Linked DNA regions of Mus musculus: region 1 is linked to region 2. Evidence: chromatin loops called from intact Hi-C (ENCODE). Cell type or tissue: heart. All regions are shown on one strand.

Region 1 (8,000 bases), 88 kb before region 2:
TGTCTGTGTTGTTACCTCTTTGGATCTAAAGAGTGAGAGAAACAGACAAGGACAGAAAGAATTGTCTTTAGTTTTTCGTTAGTACTTTTAATTACTGGTTCTAATTTTTTAAGGGTTATGGAGCTGTTTACATAGTTTACCTATCCTGATTTAACTTTGGTAAGTGGTATCTGTCTTTCTAGAAACCCATCCATTTCATTAAGCTTTTCTAATTTTGTGGAGTAAAGGATTTTGAAGTAAGACCTAATGATTCTTTGAACTTCCTCAGTGTCATATGTTATGTCTCCCTCTTCTTGACTGATCTGGTTTGTTTGGATACCTTCTCTCTGTCTCTTGCTCAATTTGACTTTAGGGTTTATCTATCTTGTTGATTTTCTCAAGGAACCAGGTCTTGGTTTCCTTGATTCTTAGTATTATTTTCTTTGTTTCTGACTGATTGATATGAATAGATATCGATGAAATGAATGGAAATCTACAACTGACTCTGGTGAGGAAAAGACAGAAACCCCAGATAAAGAAGACACTTAAGATTTAATGGGAGTGACCATAGCTGTGACTTACATTGTGAATATGGAACCTAGAGTTCCGCCATGTCCGCCAAGAGATGGGTCTAAGCATTGTAATGTATAGGAGGCAGCTGCAGGGATATTCCTCAAGTGAGAACATGTACTGAGTGCTTCTTCCCACCAATGAGGAGCAGAAGAACCTACTGCTGATGCTGTGGCTACTGTGAATGCATCTCAGAGTCCTTATGGAGGCCTTTAGGACCCCAAGAACAACCAGTTTGGAAATCTGCTCCACCAATCCCTCCCCAGTTTGGTCAGCCTGAGGCACAGCCAGCAGAGTTGGGTCCCCTAAAGCTCCCTCTGGGTTCTCAAGGAGAAAAAAAAAAAACCTCAGGAGCAGGAGCAAAAGAAAAAAAAATCTCCTGCTTAAGTCCTTAAGCCCTGTTGTAGACCTGATCAAGCTTCCACCAGCCCTACCATTTGTCCCAAGAAGGTGTACAGCAACTTTCTCTTCCCCCGCCCCCCTTAGAGCTCCACATACAACCTCCTAGGTAGGGACCATACTATAACACAACTCCATTTCTGGGACGCACCCGCCTGCTTGGCCGGGCCTCCTTCACCCTGGCCGGCTCACGACAGGCACTTCCCTGTCCTTTGTCATCAACCGGGGACCAGGAGCTTTGCTGAAACTTGTCACCACTAGGTGTCGCCCAACAATGGTCTTGATCAACCATGCAAACCAAAACAAATCACTCATGAGCTGCCGCACTCACTCACTCCGGCTCTTCCTAGCTTAGGGGGACGGAGCAGAGTACCCACCATTTCTCCGGAGTGGCAAAAATGGTCCCTGTTGTCCTGCCCGAACATAGTGAATGCTTGCTGGACTGGACTCAGGCAGACTACCTTAGGCAACAACAACAACAACAATAACAAAGCGAAAGTATGACAGGGAGCTGTGAAAACGAGCGATATCATTCTCTAAATGAAAGTGAGTGACTGATGAGTTGGTTAGCAGGGCAAAGAACTGGCACAAAGAGAGGAAGGGAGGCACAATTAGGGAACGGGAGCATCCAAACACAGGGTAAGGGGAGGTGTATTAGTCAAGGTTCTCTAGAGTCACAGAACTTATGGACAGTCTCTAGATAATAAAGGAATTTATTGATGACTTACAGTCGGCAGCCCAATTCCCAACAATGGTTCAGTCGCAGCTGTGAATGGAAGTCCAAGGATCTAGCAGTTACTGTCTCACGCAGCAAGCAGGCTAAGGAGCAAGAGCTAGAGCTAGACTTCCTTCTTCCAATGTCCTTATATTGTCTCCAGCAGAAGGTGTAGCCCAGATTAAAGGTGTGTTCCACCACACCTTTAATCCCAGATGAAAGGCGTAGCCCAGATTAAAGGTGTGTTCTTTAAACTGGGAGATTCAATCTTCTGGAATCCATAGCCACTATGGCTCAAGATCTTCAAACCAAGATCCAGATAAGGATCTCCAAGCCTCCAGATAAGGGTCACTGGTGAGCCTTCCAATTCCGGATTGTAGTTCATTCCAAATATTGTCAAGTTGACAACCAGGAATAGCCACTACAGGAGGGTAGCAGCGACCTCAATTTCAAGCCATTTAGGTCTCATTTTAAAAACACTCCACAGCTAAGGTTTGTTATTGTTTTCTGTTCTTTGCTGCAACCACCCACTGGCCAGCCTGCTGCCCTCACTCACCCACCCACCCCCTTTTCAAAGACTAAATACAGAGTTAGAGTAAATTAAAAGAGTGGTGGAATGCTTAAAAAAATCAAAAGAAAAAAAAAAAAGAAATACAAGAAACTACACTCAAACAGGTTGAGTCCTTTAAAGAGGAAACAAGTAAATACAAAGAAACACAGGAAAACACAATTGAACAGGTGGAGGATATGAATAAAATTGTCCAAGAACTGAAAATGGAAATACAAGAAATAAAGGTAGAAGCCTGGAGATGGAAAACTAGAAAAAAGAAAGAAACTACAGACACAACCATGACCAAAAGAATACAAGAAATGGAAGAGAGAATTTAGGCATAGAAGATATAATGGGAAAACTGGTCAAAGAAAATGCAAAATCTAAAAAGTTTATCACACAAAGCAGCATTCATGAAATTTGGGACACCATGAAAAGAACAAACCTAAGAATGATAGGAAAAGCAGAAGATTTCCAGGTAAAAGGCCCAGGAAACATCTTCAACGAAATCATAAAAGAAAATTTCCGTAACCTAAAGAAAGAGATACCTATAAAAGTACAAAAAGCTCATAGAACACCAAATCAATTGCACCACAAAAAAATCCTCCTGCCACATGATAATAAAAAAATTAATGTACAGAATGTAGAGAGAATAGCAACAACATTATGAACTAACCAGTACCCCGGAGCTCTTGACTCTAGCTGTGTATGTATCAAAATTTGGCCTAGTCGGCCATCAATGGAAAGAGAGGCCCATTGGACACGCAAATTTTATATGCCCCAGTACAGGGGAATGCCAGGGCCAAAAAGTGGGAATGGGTGGGTAGGGGAGTGGGTGGGAGGGTATGGGGGACTTTTGGGATAGCATTGGAAATGTAATTGAGGAAAATACATAATAAAAAGATATTTAAAATAAAATAAAAGCTGCAAGGGGGAAAAGCCAAATGACGCATAAAGGCAGACCTATCAGAATTACACTTGACTTCTCAACAGAGACTCTAAAAGCTAGAAAAAGCTAGGCTGTGTATTGCAGGCCATAAGAGACCATAAATGTCAGCCCAAACTACTATGCACAGCAAACTTTTCAATCACCATAGATGGAGAAAACAAGACATTATATGACAAAATCAAATTTAAACAATATCTTTTGACTAATCCAGTCTTATAGAAGGTACTATAAGGAAAAATCCAACCCAAAGAGGCTAACTCCACTCAAGAAATACAAGAAATAAATAATTTCACATCACTAAAGTCAAAAGAAAAGAATCACACACACATTACTACCTCCAACATGAAAATAACAGGAATTAACAATTACTGGCCATTAATATCTCCCAACATCAATGAATTAAATTCCCTAATTAAAAAAAACACACAGGCTAACAGAATGGAAGCATAAACAGAACACAACACTTTACTGTATACAACAAAGATAGACATTACCTCCAGGTAAAGGGCTGAAAAAAAGTTTTCATGCAAATGGACCTAATGAACAAATAGCATCCATTCCAATATCTACAAAAGTAAAATTTCAACCACAAGTAATCAAAAGAGACTGGGAAGAACACTCCATACTCACTAAAGGGAAAATGCACCAAAATGACTTCTAATTTGTGAACATCCGAGCCTTGAGTGTAAAGGCACCTACATTCATAAAAGAAAATCATAAAACAGTTTGAGGCCAGCCTGGTCTACATGGAGAATTCCAGGATAGTCAGGGCCACTAGAGAGCCTTATTCTACAAACAAACAAACAAGCAAGCAAACATATCCTTGTGTTTACAGACTCCACACATTATTAATAATACCATCACTCCAGAGGAAGAAACAGATAGATCTCCATGGATTTATTTGATAGTGTCTAGACTTAAAGATTTCCTTTTGGGAAATTCATAAAACTGAAAAGAGCCTGAAAGTCAAGAGCCCTAGCTAAACCACTCCTAAAAAACAGTTTTATCTGTTCATTAATTTAGTAACTACTTATGTACTCACTTTAATTTTTTGGGGGGGCAAGGTCTTGCTCTGTAGTTAAGGTTGATCTGAAACCCCAATTCCCAGCAATCCTCCTGCCTCAGCATGCCACTTGAGAGGATGACTCTTTTAAACCAACACACCTGGCTGACTTTTCTGAACACGTGATGTACATGGTTCTGAGTGTGTGTCACATTGGCATAACTCTGTTCCTGACACTATACATGCACAGAAAATCTAAAATTATCCTCTAAGTACTTTGTGACAAACACTGTCACTACTGTGCATTCTTTCCTGAAACTATATAGCTGAGTTGGATGCCCTGTCATTCTTCAGCTGTGTTAGCTAGCTACTCAAAAGGGCTGAGGCAGGTGGATGGCTTACATTGATTGTTAGGCAGCAGTTCTGGAGATGCAGCCTCCAGGTGGTATTGACTGACGTTGGTTGTAGGTGCCACGGTAGAGAGAGAAGCTTACCAAGATGCTAGGCCTTTATTTCCAAGGACCAGATGGGTACAGCCTTGCAGGGAAGACTGACCTCTAGCTAGTTCACTCTCTAGCTATTTTATTCAAACTATACAAGTTAATTGGGGATGAAAAAGTTTCGAGCTACCAAAGTTACCTTGCTCTTTCTGCTCATGAGAGGAGACAACCCACACAAATCTCAGTCCCTTTTGACCACTGCTAGCCATAATTAAAAATAAGAACTCCAGGTTTGCTAGGAGTGTCTTAGGACCAAGATTAGTGCAGCTGCAAGCTCTCACATAGCACCAAGTGCAGACCTTCCAGAGAGACAATATTTCTTCAAGGGTCAAACAGTCTCATAACATTTTCTCAGTCTCTACTGATTGATCCAAACATAGAAAAGTTTATGTGTCCTTTAAAACAGTTTTAAATTTATGTCATGGATAGACTCTCAGTCAAAAGAGGGTGTCTTAGAAGAGACCGGCCAGGACACTACATAATTGGTGTCAATAATGGGAACTGAGCCAGGCATGGTCAAACATACCTTTAATCTCAGCATCTTGGAGACAGAGGCAAGTTGATCTTTTGTGAGTTTATGGCAAGTCTGGTCTATATAAAAAGGTCCAAAAAAGCTAGAACTGCATGGTTACACCCTGTTTCAAAAAACACAGTGGGTTTTGAGACAGAATGTTGCCTCACACTTTTCACAACAGGAGGCAGAAATGGTGTTGGTACTTTTTCTGGGCAAACACACTCTTAGTCAAGCATGTCTGTGTGATCCTTTCATTTCAGTGCTCCAGGAGCAGAGCTAGAGTGCTCTCTGTATCCAGGGCAACCTGACCTGTATAGGGATTCCCAAGCCAGTCATGTCTACACACTGGGACCATGTCTTCATAGATATTTGTGAGATGAAAGGTAATTCAGAGGTTTAGAGCACTGACTGCTCTTTCAGAGGAGCCAACCACAAATCCCAGCACCCATATCAAGTAGCTTACAACCACCTGAAACTCCAGATCCAGAGGGCTGCACTTCCTCTGGCATCTAAGCAGGTTCATCCACTTGAACATTTCTCATCAAAGACACACACATACACATAATTAAAAATAAGAAAAAATAATTTTAAAGTGTGATAAATGAGAAATTCACCACATCAATTTAATAAATAAATAAATGTATATATACAGATGTGTGCTCTAAAATTAATATGAAGATGATTTCTAAGCAGTATTGTATTTATGTGCAGCAGTCTGGGACAATCTTTTGATTAAATGTTCACAAATGTGTTATTTCATTAAAAAAATTTTGGCCTTTCTTTCTTCTTTCTTTCCTTCTTTTGTTCTCTCTCTCTCTCTCTCTCTCTCTCTCTCTCTCTCTCTCTCTCTCTCTCTCTCTTCCTTTTTATAGTTTATTTGTGTAACCCTGGCTGTCCTGGAACTTGCTCTGCAGAAAAGGCTGGCCTCAAACTCAAAGATCTCCCTGCCTCTGCTTCCCAAGTGAAGTGGAAACTTCTAGTTTTGTTGTAAGTTACTTATGTCAAATTATGTTTTGCTAGGGCACACAGGTGAAAGGATGTCTTGCTAAAGCAGACACGTGGAAGAATGTTTTCCTGAAGCAGACACAGGTGAAAGGATGTTTTGATAAAGTAGACATGTAAAAGAACCCTTGATAAAGGAATATGATTCCACAGACAGTGGGGACGAGCACTGAGCATCAGTTTGGTTTGCTCTACCTCACTATTCTTCGCTAGCAACACGCTTGTATTAATTCATAGCATTGTTGAGCTCAACTTGTGGTAATATCACCATTCAGAGAAACTCACCAAGAACTGCTCGTGAGGTTTCTGCTGAAGTTTGCTGCTTCTGCATCCTCACCTTAGGCTGGTTGGCAAGCTTGGCAGTTTCCTCAGTATTGAGCCACAGATGTTGGTTCTTGCCTGGTGTCTGCCTGCTGAGAGGACTGGACTGAAGCTGCTGTTTCTTGTGCTCCTTTGGGCTGCCATGGGCTGCCTTTAGGCTCTGTGTATCTCAGGATGTTGTGACAGGAAACGTTCATGTACCTCGAAAGACCAGTCAAGAGCCTATCTGATACAATCACACCAGGGCTTTCATTCGAGCTAGCTAGGGCTTGACTCACCACTGACCCACAGGATGGTTCCTGGTGGAGGAAAAATTCCTGAACATTCATTAGGGCAAGGTTGTAGAGAGAGGAGAAAGTGAGGGGTGAGTGTTTCTAGCCTGGCAAGCAACCACTTTGGGTGCTACTGTGACCTTTTACATAATTGGCTAGTGCTGGGAGTCAAACCATACTGTTAACTTCTGCTTCGCTCTGCATTGGTGGTTGTTAGGCAGAGGATAGACTTGCTGGGGGTTAATTTGGAAAAGGTGAATTTGGGGGGGGGAGATTAACCTGGAGATGCAGAATTTGTTGGGGTTAGCCTAGAAACTGGAGCTAGCCTTGGATTTTGTTGGGGTGGGGGTAACTTGAAAAACTAATGCTAGGTTCTAGCCTGTTAGTTTATTTGAGTTCAAACTTAGGTCAGGTTCTCTAAGGTGCAGTATGAACCCAAAAATTTGGTCTCTCAAGGACAGCATTCAGCATATTTGTCCCCCAAAACATACTCCAGTCAGAAGGGGCCTGGTAAAGCACTCAGTTGCCATATATTCATGCTGTGTCTAAGGAATTATAAGTCTCACCTGTCCCAGGAACCACTAGAAGGCCAGAATCTCTGCTCGGCAATAGTAGAGAACTCAGTGTGCCCTGTTGTACTCTCTAGAAGTCTCAAGTCCAAACATTCATCAATCTCTGCATATGGAGTCTCTCACAAGAACTGACACAGACACAACTAGCTTTTGTCTTACTAAGTACCAAACCCTACTCCTCTGAATCTCATTCCCATTGCAGAGGTTATTCAAGAGAAGGCAATGTGACCAGCCTCTTGTCAGGGCAAAAACCACTGAACACCTTTTATTGTCTCAAGAGAGACAATACCACTGTCATATATATGACCAACCACCATGGTTCTGCTTTCTACGGATGGAGTCTGCCGAGGACAGACTGAGGAGAATCTCTGAAATGTATAGTATTACTCTTTACTTTTGAAGTTATTACAAGGTCCTGTGGGATACTGGGCTTTATTTTACTAATCTGGAGAATGAGATAGAAGGTCTGTTAACTATTGACTACCTGGCTGCACATCCGGATTGTGTCTGATATTTAATAGTAAACCAAGTCATGTAAGTTTCTCCTAAGCATCTCTGGAGCCATGTGACCATGTACGTACACCCTGAAACCCTGAACCACTTGGCTTAAATGAATATGTCCTTGACTATCCATCTGGTCAAAAATTCTTCCTG
Region 2 (8,000 bases):
CCATGCCACATAGAGTAACACAAACCCATGTAGCAGGCCATGGTCACTATTAACTGATGCAGAATAACCTAGTTCTTATTCCTATTGGAGTAAGATCTGTGTTTTATAGGGGGCATAGCTCAGTATCTAGGGCCTCTTGACCTTTCAGCCCCTTTGAATCAGCAGGACTTTGAAGGGAGGAAGACAATGTGCATCTGTATGTAGAGTTGCCAAGGAAAATCCTAGAGTTTAATCAGCTCCTACTATGAGCTACTAAGAGTAAGCTGTTACTTGCAAATTCCTCTCTGATTTCAGGTCCTGTCTCTTGACTCTATGGTCAGGAGAAAGTTGTCACTATCACTTTGGATGAGGAGCCTGTTCACATGAATGTTCCTGTGTCTGAGTCCTCAAGGGAGCACAGGAAGAGGTAAAGGACTTTTAGGTTTTATAGGGACAGACACGTGTGCTCTGTGTATTTGGGGAAAATCTAAGAATAGCAAGGAGACCTTCAGATCTTAAAACTGAAGTGGACTCTGGGAGGGGAATGGTGATTACTTGATAAGCTTGTCTCTTGGTGTGACTGCTTAACATCTTCCAGACATGACCTCCAATATACTTTCCCTGGTGATCATTTTAATGTAATTTCCATAACTTTTACAATTACATAATGGAAAACATGCTATGAAGCAGCTCCATACTATCACCTTGCCCAGAAAATATGTATGGCCATATTGTGCTTCATAACTAGATTTAATGACTTGTTTTCATACAACAGATTTTTGAGAACCAAGAGACAAGATGGGAGAACTGAGACAGGAGCATGGGATGTGGAGAGTAAGTCCTGAGCTATCATTCCTGCACACAAGACCTGGAGACCTGTTCAGCACAGGTGATGGGAGAACAAGAATCTGCCCATGCAGTGGCCTTAAGGAAATACTTGCAGGGAGCACATCTCTAGCAAAAAGAAACACAGTGAGCAAGCCTAGGAGATGTCATCATGGAAATAAGGAGAGCAGAGCTGCAAGAGAGGCTGAGGATGGAGGCCTGGGCTTATCTTGAAATGATTCTTCTTGATGAATCTGATATGTCACATACATCATCACCATTTGCTTTAGTAAGATCTTGCTAAAAGTGACAGTCTTAATGTTAAGTAACACTAACAAATATTCATTTGTACTTTATCTGTTATTGTGGCTTATCATATTGATAATATACAGGAGACAATTTCCTGAACAGAACACCACTGGCTCAGGCTCTAAGATCAACGATTGATAAATGGAACCTCATGGAACTAAAAGGCAAAGGACACGTCAATAGGACAAAAAGGCAGCCAACAGAGTAGGAAAAGATCTTCACCAACCTTGTACCTGACAGAGGGCTAATATCCAAAACTTATAAAGAACTCAAAACATTAAACACCAACAACTCAAATAACCCAATTAAAAATGGGGCACAGAGCTAAAAAGAGAATTCTCAACTGAGGAATCTGAAGTGGCTGAGAAACACTTAAGGAAATGTTCAAAGTCCTTAGCCATCAGGGAAATGCAAATCAAAAGAACTCTGAAGTTCCATCTTACACCTGTCAGAATGCCTAAGACCAAAAACCCAAGTTGTAGCACATGCTGGTAAGGATGTTGAACAAGGGGAACACTCCTCCATTGCTGGTGGGAACACACACTTGCACAACCTCTTTGGAATTCAATTTTTTTTTCCCCAGAAAACTGCAACTAGTTCTACCTCAAGACTCAGCTACACCACTCCTGGCACATACCCAAAAGATGTTCCAACATCCCACAAAGACTATGCTCATAGCAGCTTTGTTCATAATATCCAGAAACTAGAAACAACCTAGATGTCCCTCAACTGAAGAATGGATAAAGAAAATGTGGTACAACTACGCAATGAAATAGAGACATCAAGAATTTTGCAGGCAAATAGATGGATCTTGAGTATATCATCCTGAGTGAAGATACCCAGTCCCAAAAGGATATGCATGGTATGTATTTATGAATAAGTGGGTATTAGCCATAAAATACAGGATGCCCATACCATACTCTACAGACCCAAAGAGGCTGGACAGTAAGGAGGGCACAAGCAAGGGTGCTTGAGTCTCACTTGGAAGGGAGATGGAGTGATCATGGAAGGCAGATGGAGGGAGAGACCTGGGTGGGAGAGGGGATCTGGGGAAGTGGCTCCTAGAGAAGAATGTGGATTAATGTCTCCAGAAGGTTCTTTTTCTGTCTTTAGATACGTTTTCTGAAAACAAATACCAGGCATATTAGTACGAATCCACAAACGTTTAAAGCATTGTATTTAAATAATTATTTAATTTCCAAAGTATAGTTAACCTGTTGATATGCTAATTAATATTACTCTACAATAAGCTTCAATAAGTATTTGCTTTTCAAATTCAGTTCTGTTTTTAAACATTACTGTTAGGCTCCTCATGAATCATTACAGACTTTGTGTTGGTCTTTTGCATAATTTATTCATGACTAATTTCTAATCCTTGCTATATACATTTTCTAAAAACTAGTGGTGTTTTGACTGATGTCTGGGCTGGTGTCGTTGTTCTTGCTGTTCTTGTTTTGTTTTGTTTTGTTTTTACTTTACCTGTGTACCAAGAGCTGTGTGGTTCTTAGTTCTGAGTTTGTTTCTTCTTTTGATGATGGAATGTTTATATCAGAGGACTAAGCCTCTCCCTAACCTTATTTCTTTCTGACTTGAAGTACATTCAGTACAAATGTTTCAACATTCAATCTTGTATTCTACCAGGGTTTTCCATCTAGGATAGTAAAACGTACATTGCTTTCTGTTAGTGTCCGCCATTCCTGGAATATTTGATTTTATTTCCCCCCATGTCTATCCTCTGGTACATCTTGCCTGCTGATAATACAGTATTTTCCACATTATCTCATTTATTAGTGTGGTTAGTAAACATGTTCTCTGTTCACTTATTGCTCATCACCGAAAGTGTCTAATAATTCCTATGGGTTCTCTAAGAAATCATGCTGATCAGGTTGTGAGGATCAAGTCAGAAAGGAACGCTCCACCGTGGACTGCATTAGTCTCTGCCTCCAGATTCCTGCTTCTCTGAGTTCCTGCCTTCGCTCCCCTCAACAGATTCAGGATGCAGTAGCCAGATAAAGCCTTTCCTCCCCAAGTTCGTTTTGGTCACAGTGTTTCATCATAGCAATGGTAACCTGAACTAAGACACCGTGTTTTAACACTGTGACTTTAGAACTGGTGTGCAGTGGAGAGCTTTAGTTAATCATTCAATAGTACTAATTGCACCTGGCGAATTTTAAGATAAATCAAGGAGTAAGATATATGGTCAAATGGATGAAAAAAAAAAATAAGAAAGAATCTTCCTCACAGAATAAAGAACAAAACAGCATATTAAGCAGAGAAATACTATTATGCACGCTATATAACAGCAACCATTGATAAAGAAGACTGTCAAGAGAAATAACTTAATAACCATATACACTCAGACTTAAAGTAATTGGTAACAGAAACCCAGGCAGGCTATGCCAGCACATGCCTTATTCCCAGCGCCCGGGAGAGACTATAGCGTTCAAGGCCAATCAAGGCACATAGGATGATCTTGTGGCAGTCAACGTGCCTTCTACTGAGTTTTTCAGACCTCCAGAACAGTGCTTATTGATGGAGCATTGCCGTCCGTTCTTGTCCAAAAGAGAAATTCCGTAGACCTTTGGGACAAGTCCTGGAAAAGGTCAAACTTCCTCTGTCACAGGAGCAGCTGGGAGCCGCACTGCAGGGCTGCTATCCCTCCCATTTGAGCCCCTCCAGCTTCGCAGAATCCATTTCAGAATCCAGCCAAAGCCACAGTAATTCTCCTGCCTCCACTCTCTGCTTGTCCCGCAGGTGGCAGGTGTTTCTCTTCTCTTTGTAGTTTTAGTTTTCTGTCTCTATGAAGAATGAAAAGCAAAAGTTCTTAATAAAACAAAAAAACAAAAACAAAAAACTGCTCTACACAGTTTTGAATTTGTGTCTCGAGGAATATTTTGGGGGTGGAGTTGAATGCCCAGTCAGAGTGACGTGAAGATCCGAAAGTGAAAGGAATCGTTGGGTTTGCATCCTTGAGCAGTGAATGGGAGCGCGCCCCCTGCTGACTGCGCGTCACCTGACTGAGCCTACGTCCTAGGAGCCAGAGCTTGCTTGAGTGTCAGTCCATAAGTCAAATCAGATACTGGTTGGTTACTCTCACAAGCTCCGTGCCACCATTGTACTAACAGAGCTTGCTGGCGGACACCATAGATCAAAGGAGTTGTAGCTGGGTTGGTGTTTTACTGTTTTCCTTTGCGCATACATAATACTTTCCTGTACCAAAGATGCTAGCACATATGGGTGGAGATGTCCATTTGGGGCCCCGTTTCCCCCATTATTTGGCGATTTCATTTAGGTTGCCTTCATATATGTAAATATTTTAGGAAGCTTCTACTATATTGCCCCCATACTATCAAATGGGCCTTAATTTAGCTGTCTTCTCCCCATCTCCCGTCACTCATTCCCCTATTTACCCTTCCCCAACTTGATCCTTCCATTCTACACACACACACACACACACACACACACACACACACACACCACCATTCACCATTCATCCATAGCTCTCTATTCTATTCCCCTTTCCAAGGAGATCTATGTTTCCCCAATCCCTTGCTGCATACCTATTCTTGCAGTTCTACTGGTTATAATAGCTTGGTTAATATTATTTTAACAGCTAATATCTACATACAAGTATATATTTGTCTTTCTGCCTGAGTTACCTCACTTTAAATAACTTTTCTTTAGCCCCATCAGTATACACGCAAATTTTATGATTTTACTTTTAATGCTAAGTAAAATAATCCGTTGTGTAAGAGTAGCAGAAAATTGGCATATCTCGTTTTGCATTCTTTTAATTCCCCCCCTTTTTAACAATAAATTATTTATTTTTAGACAGAATGGCTGGTACACAGGTGTTCATTACATTGTCATGTGAATACATTCTCATTATTTTTTTAAAAAAGCATTTCAAGTGCATATTACATTTTTTACATCAGTGGATTGAAATTCTTAAATTTTAAATAATTCTTCAAATAGCCAATTTTTAGAGATACCAGCTATTGAAGTTCAGTTAATGGATTTAGTAATTCTTTCTTTTAACAGTGCGGGCTTCCTTTGTGGTTGGTGACAATCTTCCTAGTGAGGCTTTGTGGTATTTTCCTTTCTCCTTGTATCTCTCTTACTGATTTATCTTTCTTCCTGGTTAGCCCAAGGCTTACATAAAATATCTAATAGTTAGGATATGCTCACTTCATGTAACAGATGCTTAATTTCAATTGCCTTTAACGAGGCCCTGCTTTCGCATCAAGCCCTAAACTATGCTCTTGACATCATATTTTACTTCTGTTTATACTGTGTGTGTCAACTGACTAATGATTATAGCCATAGTTGTTTTTACTAACTTCCCTTCTACCATTTTAACTAGCATTCAAAGTGGTGACTTTACGCTCTAACTTATGGTATCCGAGTACCTTGACCATGGATATGTATTTATATTACCTTTACTGTTAAGTTTTAAATGTTCATATGTTGCTACATCTCAACTTGAAAGTTGCCACTTAGTAGTTCCCTGTAGGCTATTCCCATAGGAGAGTATTTTATCAATGTGCTTGTATGAAATACAGTTCCTTATCTCTGTTACTTATGAAAGACATCTTGGCCAGGTATTGTATTATTATCTTGCTTGTTTTCCCTTTGAACCTTTGAGGACGCCCTCCTATTCTTCCAGGGATGTGAGTTTTTGTTGAGAAGTATACTGGCATCCTGTGGCCCTTGCCTTATGTGAGATAGGTGTTTACTCTCAGGGAGACAAATGCTTCAAGACTCCCTTGGTCTTGTTGACAGGTTAAGTATACTGTGTTCCAGAGACATGTTTCACCTAAGCATGAGAATAAGACCCAAAGGATGCATAATTTCATGACTTTGTCTTTGTCCCAACGTCACATAGTATACTTACACAAACTTAGACACTGTAACCCACTATACATTGAGGATGCAGGAAGTGGCCTCTCACTCCTGGCTATAAAGCAGGGCAGAATACTCTAAAGGCTGAAGGCAGGTGTAATATAATGGTCAGTACTTGGGCTGATAAGCTTAAACATACTTCAAATAGAAAATTACACTAAATATACGTATGAGATGTCAAATAGCACACTGTTGTAAGGTGTTTGCCATTCATGACACATTTAGTAACACAGTTGCTCTGAGTCAGTGACACTGTGGGTGGCTGCCAAGGCCTGGGATGTCACTGTAGGCTCCTGAAGACTTTCCAACACTGCAGATGCAAGCAACATCAAATCTGTTTTGTAATACTCAGTGTATTACACTGAATGCAATACCTCACTCAGCACCTCAGTGTAGTATAACATTTTTACTTTATAAACATTTTAAAAACTTTTTACATCTTTTTAATAGCACTTAGCTTAAAAGAAACACAAAATAAAAAAAAAATAATTCTCTATGTATTTCCCCTGGAAGATTTTTTTCCAGTTTCAATATTTACATTTTTTTTTTTACTTTTCAATTTTTTTCTTTTTTTTTCATTTTTTTTTATTAAAAACTTAGACACATGGTCAGGATGGTCACACCTCCCGCCGGCCCCCCCCCCCCCACACCAATCATGGCTCACTGGACGTTCTCAGGCAACGATCCACACAGGTAATCAACTCCAGTGATGTAGCACTTCCTCTAGAGTCCCCCTGAAGAAGCCCCTGGAGCTCCTCTCAGGGAATTGTCACTTGGTCCAGAAGTACATGGCGGTATTTGCTTGAGGTTTTCTCTGTTTTCTTCACAGATTCACTTGAAGCAGATAGGACTCCATGAGCAATCCTCTTCATCAAAGAAACCTTGTCAGCATTGAGGTCACGATTTCAAACATTTCTGGAACTGACACATGAGATTTGCCCTTGGTGTGGGGTACGAGGTGATGTCATCACATACACCTTGTACTATGGTTAAATCAGAAAAACCATGCCCCGAGACAGCTAGCATTTCCTGAGAGTGACAATAGTCAAAATGTTTTTCAAGTGTGAAGTATATTATCATTGTGGTGACTTTTTAAGGAAATTGGTAGATCTCTCTCTTCTTCTCCTGCCATTTTCTTTTCATATATCTTCTTTAGCTGTGTGTTTACTGAATTATATGAATTTTTCACCTTCATTTTACCCTATAACAACACGGTTATGTATGTGGTCTGTTATTAACCAAAATATTCTGTGCAACACGCCTTTGGTGTTTGTATTCTGCTCTTATCTCTCAAAACTTCTAGTGTTCTCACCGATAATTTGCATATTCACGTGTTTAATATGGAACTACAGCTTCCTGTGCTTCTTGTCCTTATTTTAACGCCGTTGTTTCCTCTAATTGATTGATTTTTGAGTTTGAGTTTGTTAATTCTTTCTCCCTCGTGGTTGAAACTGCAGTTGTTAGAAGATAAAGATCATCTCTTCTTGGTCTCCCCGTTTGATGGATTGCTTCCAAAATCACCACGTGGAATTGAGATCAATTCCACGTGGCTGCTTCTGACTCTGTAATATGGTCTGCAGTTGGAAGGTTTCTTTCCTGGTACTTGAAGTTGAGCACAGATCTTTATGTCTTTTTAAATGGATGGAACCAGAGTCCCCTGCCATTTATCAGTAAGGCTGGCTATGGGACAGGGGACTGCTTTAAGTTCCACAGAAAAGTCACTGATAGTGGGCCTATACACAGATATAGAGATGGGGATGCATCCCACTGGGTATCCAGAAGGAATCCCGCCAGAACTGGACATGTTCCTAGATAAGCAGTAGTGCTCCCAGATCACAGGTGAATATGGCTGAGACTGAGTACAGGGCCATTTCCAGATCTGCAGTTGACCTGAGGCCAGTGCTCAAACATTCAGAGGCATAGAAGAGTATTCCCTTTTCTGGACAGACAGGACTACGCTACACTACAGCTGAGGGAGTAAGATC

Evidence for each region. Hi-C counts contacts between places; a loop is a spot of excess contacts. Peaks named below come from ENCODE experiments on the same cell type or tissue, not always from the same donor. Only the 100,000 strongest peaks of a DNase experiment are listed, where the experiment ranks them.
Region 1: it touches region 2 in a loop (5-fold over the local background); 14 of 42 quality-filtered maps call a loop at or near these places.

Annotation. Positions count from the first base shown.
Region 1 is chr4:88,634,353-88,642,352 of GRCm38, reverse strand. No RefSeq gene overlaps it. Among named protein-coding and RNA genes, the nearest start is that of Pramel32, 4.2 kb to the right of the region's middle. In heart, a CTCF peak has its summit at 1,179 (motif pointing right); DNase peaks (open chromatin) are centred at 752 and 1,142; H3K4me3 peaks cover 555 bases.
Region 2 is chr4:88,546,473-88,554,472 of GRCm38, reverse strand. No RefSeq gene overlaps it. Among named protein-coding and RNA genes, the nearest start is that of Ifna15, 7.8 kb to the left of the region's middle. In heart, a CTCF peak has its summit at 4,106 (motif pointing left); a DNase peak (open chromatin) is centred at 4,102; H3K4me3 peaks cover 736 bases; H3K27ac peaks cover 302 bases.